Regions from separate parts of the Homo sapiens genome. Here region 2 is linked to region 1. A link is a loop called in an ENCODE intact Hi-C map of the cell type or tissue named here. Cell type or tissue: heart left ventricle. All regions are shown on one strand. Links, peaks and the distances in the headings refer to the core of each region. The heading gives the core; the rest is flanking DNA.

Region 1 (2,903 bases), core at 234-2,733:
TGAAAGACAGCCTCGGATGGCCAGTGTGGCCACTGCCTTGCTTCCCTAACCTGCCCAGTGTTGCTCTGTCCTGAGGAGATGCCGTCACCTACCCAGGTTCCAATCTGTAAAGAGACTCCCAAAGAATTCAGAAGTGAATGTCACCCACCAAGCCGCTCAGCTGAAGGGGGCTGTTTCTGCACAAGGTCCCAGGACAGAAGGAGGTAGCCTGACCTGCACTGGCTGCTTCTTTTATTTTGATTTTTTATACATTATTTTTTAATAGGGACAAAGTCTTCTATGTTGCCCTGGCAGGTTTCAAACTCCTGGGCTCAAACAATCTCCCACTTCTGCCACCCACAGTGCTGGGATTACAGGCATGGACCACTGTGCCCGGATCGGCTGTCCCTTTTGGGAAGCTGGAGGGAACTGAGGTTCTGTGTGAGCTCTGCATGAATGGAAGGGGCTGGGAGGAGGCGTGGCTGTGGCAGTAGCAAGTGGCAGTGGTGAGGGCTGAGCAGGAAAGTGCTGTGGGGTGCTAGGAGAGGGGCCCCCAGTGGTGCCAGCTGGAGGAGGGTCCAGCAGAAAGAAGAACGGCTGGGTGGGGTGGTGGTGAGCCCAGCCTGGTCAGACCCAGAGAGAGGTGGCAGCTTTGGTCTCTGGGGACATGAAGCAGGGAACACCTAACTCCTCTGACAAGTACGCCTGTGTATCAGAAAAACTACTAATTTTTATGTGAAATTGGGTCAAATGTGGGTTTAAGACATTTTAGGCCAGGTGTGGTGGCTCACGCCTGTAATCCCAGCACTTTGGGAGGCCAAGGCGGGTGGATCACTTGAGGTCAGGAGTTCAAGACCAGCCTGACCAACATAGTGAAACCCCATTTCTACTAAGAATACAAAATTAGCTGGGCGTGGTGGCAGGCTCCTGTAATCCCAGCTACTCGGGAGGCTGAGGCAGGAGAATCACTTGAACCTGGGAGGCAGAGGTTGCAGTGAGCTGAGATCATGCCATTGCACTCCAGCCTGGGCAACAAGAGCAAAACTCCGTCTCAAAAGAAAAAAAAAAGACATTTTATAAACCCAGGAGGATGAAATTGCAAAATCCTCAAAGCATGTTTCTCTCTCTTCCTGGCCATAGCAGTGGGGATAAGACAGGCAGAGAACAGGAGTGTGTCTATGTCCAGAGCTTTCTTCTAAAACGTTTCTGCACCACTCCTTCACAGCAAGACCACACAGAAAGAGAGAGGCACGAGGACTGAGGGATGTGCCCTCAGGTTACCTTGCATTTGGCGGGGTTCTAGGTTCTTGGGTTCAACTCCCAACTCTGTCTGCTTTTCTGTGTAGGGCAATGATCCCAGTAGAATTTTTTCAGTATTCAGAAGGAAGTGAACTTCCAGAGGTAAACAGAAAATAGCTTTTGGCTGCAAAAGATAGGAAGGATGTTCTGGCTTTGGGCTTCCAAGCCAGCCAGCACTGCTCCTGGGCCTCAGGGGGAGGGCAGGACATAGGCCTGGCCCCAGCAGCCAAAAGAAATGGCTCCTCCAGGGAGGGGCAGCTGGCATGCAACTCGGTGGCCACATGCGTCTGTGAGGCAGGACACTGCCTGGAGCTCATGTGGGCATTAAGACATGGGGAGAGTCACCTCCCTCCCCGGTGGTAGCAAGCTGTCTGCAGTGTGCGTCCTGAGTGATGCCTGCCCGGAAGGGCGAAGGACTCTGTTCGGGGAATTCGCTGTGTGTCTCTCAGGCTACGTCCCGGGTAAATGTGCCCGAGACCAATGGAGCATGAAGGTGAGGAAAGAGGAGGCAGAGCTGCCCAGGTAAATCAGAGGCCAGGGCTGTGCAGGATGGAGGGCACCAGGCGTGGGGGGCCTTAGTGGCCAGGAAGGCCTGCAAGGGAAAGGCCAGAAGCTGGAGGGCAAGAGTAAGGGGGGCAGGAGCAGGAAACGCAGGAGTGTCAGGTGGGTGCAAAAGCCTTGGCCCCGAGGTGGAGGGTCTTAGAAACCAGAAACAGGATATGAGAAAGGACGGAGGGGACGGGGCCTCTTTTCCCCCAGAAGGAACAATGGTCATTCTTTAATTGAAAGCTGCCATTCCCTGAGAGAGGAAAGGCCTCTCAGTGTGGGGGAGGGGGCCCAGGGACGGGAAGGAAGGGGCCCCAAGCCTGCCTGACCCAGAAGAAAGCAAGAGGCCTCTGGAATTGCATTTGGAACTCGATACGGCCTGTGAAAGGGACAGGCAAGCTTGCACTGATGGCTTTACCGAAGTGTGACTTTCCCAGGCGCCACAAACTTAGCCTCTGCCCCCACCCTCTGTGGCCTCCTCCAGGACTCTGGAGCTGCAGGCTGGGTCGGACGCCTCAAAGCCGTCCAGAGCAAGGGTCTCACAGGCTGCGTGGTTATGCGGTTCTGTAAGACTTGCCATCTACACACACGGGAAGAAGGATTTCCCAGAAAAAATAGAGGAAGCTGGCCAATACAATCAAACTCACACAAACCCCGCCTCTTCCCAAATAGACGCCTATCTCCAAAACAATCAAAACTGCCCCATTAAATAACACTTGTTCAGTACAAAGGAAGTACAGCATGATGGGAATCACACACCGCTTCCAAGTAAAACATTCCCAATTGTTAGGCATGTAACAATGAACAAAAAACTTAATGGCATTCGCACGGGAGAAGCACAGTGCTTGGGGCAGGCCCTGCAGGACCCTTGAGTGCCGGTCGTCCAGAGGGTCAGGGGTGGTTCTCCCCGGGTCGGCCCCTGGGAGAGGCGTGCTCATCACACACAGGTCCTCACCTGCTCTGCAGGCAGCGACCTGGGCATTTTCCATCTTACCTACCTCCGGTCTCGGCCCTTCGGCCCCCTCAGTGGGAGGCAGGCCGTTTACCCACTGCAATTGGTGGCACCGAAGACTTCATTT
Region 2 (2,903 bases), core at 126-2,625, 56 kb after region 1:
CCCAAACTCCTGAGGGGGTGATCCTCCTGACTCAGCCTCCTAAGTAGCTTGGATTACAGGAATGTGCCGCTATGCCCAGCTAATCATTTATTTAGAGATGGGGTCCCATCGTGTTGCCCAGGCTGGTCTTGAACTCCTGGCCTCAACTGATCCTGCTGCTTTGGCCTCCTAAAGTGCTGGGATTACAGGTGTGAGCCCCTTGCCCAGCCTGCACTGTTTTCTGGAGCTCACACTTTCAGAAAGAAATAGGAACACTGGAGTGGAAGAATGGGCGTGGATGAAGAGATTGATGGGGACTTCCAACTCATGCAAGCAAGTGCAGCATTTGGCAGGGGAGGCTCACAGCACATCCCACTTCTGCAAGTCACCAGTGGGTCTTTTCTTGCCACAGGGATCCATCTAGGGGTCCAAGGTATGAAGTGAGTGGGAGGGACTTACAGAGAGACACACGTCAGCTCTGCCTGGAGAAGGATGTCATGGATCTCAGTGGCACACCCAGGTCTCAGAGAGGCAATGAGTTGCTTGTCACAGGAGTTGTTTATTCCCAGCCAGGTGGCTGGGATGGGAGTCTCAGGAGATGAGAGGACTATACTGTTTTTTTCCTGGAGAGGTACATTTCTCTAGTCTGTGGATCAGGCTCCTAAAAGTCCTGCGGAGGCTGCAATTCTGCTGCTTCCCTGCCATGGACTGCCAAATGGGCTGGGTGAAGGAAGGTCCTATTCTCAATGGCATTTCCAGGACCTCTCTGTGTGTGTGATCTGGCTACTTTAGACAGCAATGGTATATTTGCCTTGGCTGATGGGAGTCCCTCATCCCTTGAGCAGTTTTGTGGAGAGCAGGAGAAATGTATCACAGTGTCTTGACGCTCCTGAAAAGCGTATGAGTCACTAGTACCAGGGAACCTGGCGTCCTTTTCTCAGTCATTGAGCTTGCGAGCCAGATCCGAATCATCTTTCCTTCTGCAGTCCTTAATTATGGGGGAAAAAAATGGACTTGTAGAAACCAGTCCTGTGTTTCTGGATGTGGAAGGACTCTGAGCTTTCTCTTGGGCAGAGGGGTTGGAAGGGGACAGGGCACAGAGGGCAAGGGCTCTGCATGATGCCCAGGGGAGTAGAGTCCAGCCTCCAGCCTCTTGTCTCCCAGAGCCCTCCCTGGTGGTCAGTGTTGTGGCCTTGAGCCCCCAGTAGGCCAGTGCTCACTTGGATCCTGCAGCCCAGGCTGGGGCTGGGGATGAAATCTGTGGCCTCCATCAATCATAGCAAATGCATTGTCCCCAGTCGATGACAAAAGGCCAGGAACTGGAACCTCCCCAGACCGACTCAGCTAGTTCACTTGGCTAGAGCCCAGGCTGGTGGGAACCGGATGTTTTGTGGAGGATTGGCGTCTCTCTCCCTGCCTGTGCCCCACGCCGCTCAGTGCTTTCCCTTGGAGTCCTCAACCGTGGAACCGGTGCATTCTTTCCTGGGCAGCTGCTCTGCTCACTTCCAACATGTTGTGCTCTGAGCTCATAAAATCAGAGGAATCAAAGGCAGAAGCTGCAAGCGCTCAGGCCTGCGGGGACCGGCGGCTTTGGAAACTCCAGTTTGCTTTCTTCTTTCCATGTGTGGCAGATGTGCCTGTCTCATCTTGTAGCGCCTTGGCCAGCTTTTGCTTTTCCGCAGAGGAAGGTAAAGCAAAGCTGTGGCCAGAGACCCCTGAGGCTGGAAAAACGTTTAAAGCCCGAGGGGGAGGGCTGCCCTCCCAATGCAGATAAAGGAATGAAACAATAGAGCAGTTGTCCATTTGGAATCCTGGGAAAAGCTCAAAATACGACAGGGAGGTCAGATCAGGCTGGACCCATCTGTAGCACTGAGGGCTGGAGGGGGAATGTTCTGGGCTTGGAAGGCTTCTCTTTCCCCTCTGGTCTCATGAGCCTACTGTCTTATTAATGAATTTGGTTTGCCTAGAGGTCCTGACTCAGTGGCCAGTTTGGTTCCAAAGCAGGTAGTGGCCCCTCTTGAAAAACAGCTGCCCACCTGTTGACCTCATCTTTTAAAAACATGCAGGACATCCATCCACGTGAGAGATCCCTGTGGGTCTCATGGGCCATCCCTGGCTGCCCCTTCATTCTTGACCCTGCCCCATCCCTCCGGGGTCACATTTGGATCTGGGAGAAATATTTGGCAAATGTGAAAATGATAGGTTTAGCAAGAGCCTGAGGAACTGGTAGGGAAAGACTTGTTTCGTTCACGTTTACTTTTTGAACAGATAATTCATTTTCTTGGTTCACAAATCAAAACTATAAAAACCATGACTTCTACCCTTGCTCCCATTAACCCCAACCCAAGTAACCACTTATATTAATTTCTTGGGTGTCTTTATGATATACAAACAAATGTGTGTGTATAACTTTGTACATATATATTTTTTCTTTTTCTTTCCCCCTTTCACAGAAAGGAACTGCAGCGGCCTTTGAGAGAATGAAAAAATACTCAATCTCACTTAGGTTCAGAGACATGCAAATTAAAACTATAATAAAATACCCATGTGGCAAGGCTGACAGAAGTTAGCATTCTGTGCAAACTGGTTTGGACTTTGCTCTTTTCACTTACCTGTGTATATATCTTGGACATCTTTCAAATCAGTACATAAAGAACGTCCTCATTCATTTTTTACAGCTTAATAGTTTCCTAGTTATGGACACATCGTAAATTTATCTAACTGGTTTCTATTACAGACATTTGATTTGCTTCCAATCTTTTGCTACTACGAACCATGCTACCCAGGATGCTTCCTATACATGTAGGTATACTGGTAGAATAAATTAAGGCAAGTGGCATTATTGAGATAAAGGGTAAACATATTTATAATTTTGGTAAGGGTTTTCAGACGTCTTCAACAGAGTGTACACTATGCACTGCCAC

What was found. Hi-C counts contacts between places; a loop is a spot of excess contacts. Peaks named below come from ENCODE experiments on the same cell type or tissue, not always from the same donor. Only the 100,000 strongest peaks of a DNase experiment are listed, where the experiment ranks them.
Region 2: it touches region 1 in a loop (2.9-fold over the local background); 11 of 110 quality-filtered maps call a loop at or near these places.

Annotation. Positions count from the first base shown.
Region 1 is chr1:234,917,952-234,920,854 of GRCh38, reverse strand. No RefSeq gene overlaps it. Among named protein-coding and RNA genes, the nearest start is that of LINC02971, 38 kb to the left of the region's middle. RefSeq lists enhancers at 1-479, 2,480-2,903. In heart left ventricle, for the core only: no CTCF peak of the experiment used is centred there; DNase peaks (open chromatin) are centred at 1,504 and 2,234; H3K27ac peaks cover 2,500 bases.
Region 2 is chr1:234,861,682-234,864,584 of GRCh38, reverse strand. All of the region lies in intron 2 of LOC107985365 (a long non-coding RNA gene), which reads left to right. Among named protein-coding and RNA genes, the nearest start is that of LINC02971, 94 kb to the left of the region's middle. In heart left ventricle, for the core only: no CTCF peak of the experiment used is centred there; a DNase peak (open chromatin) is centred at 1,374; H3K27ac peaks cover 2,036 bases.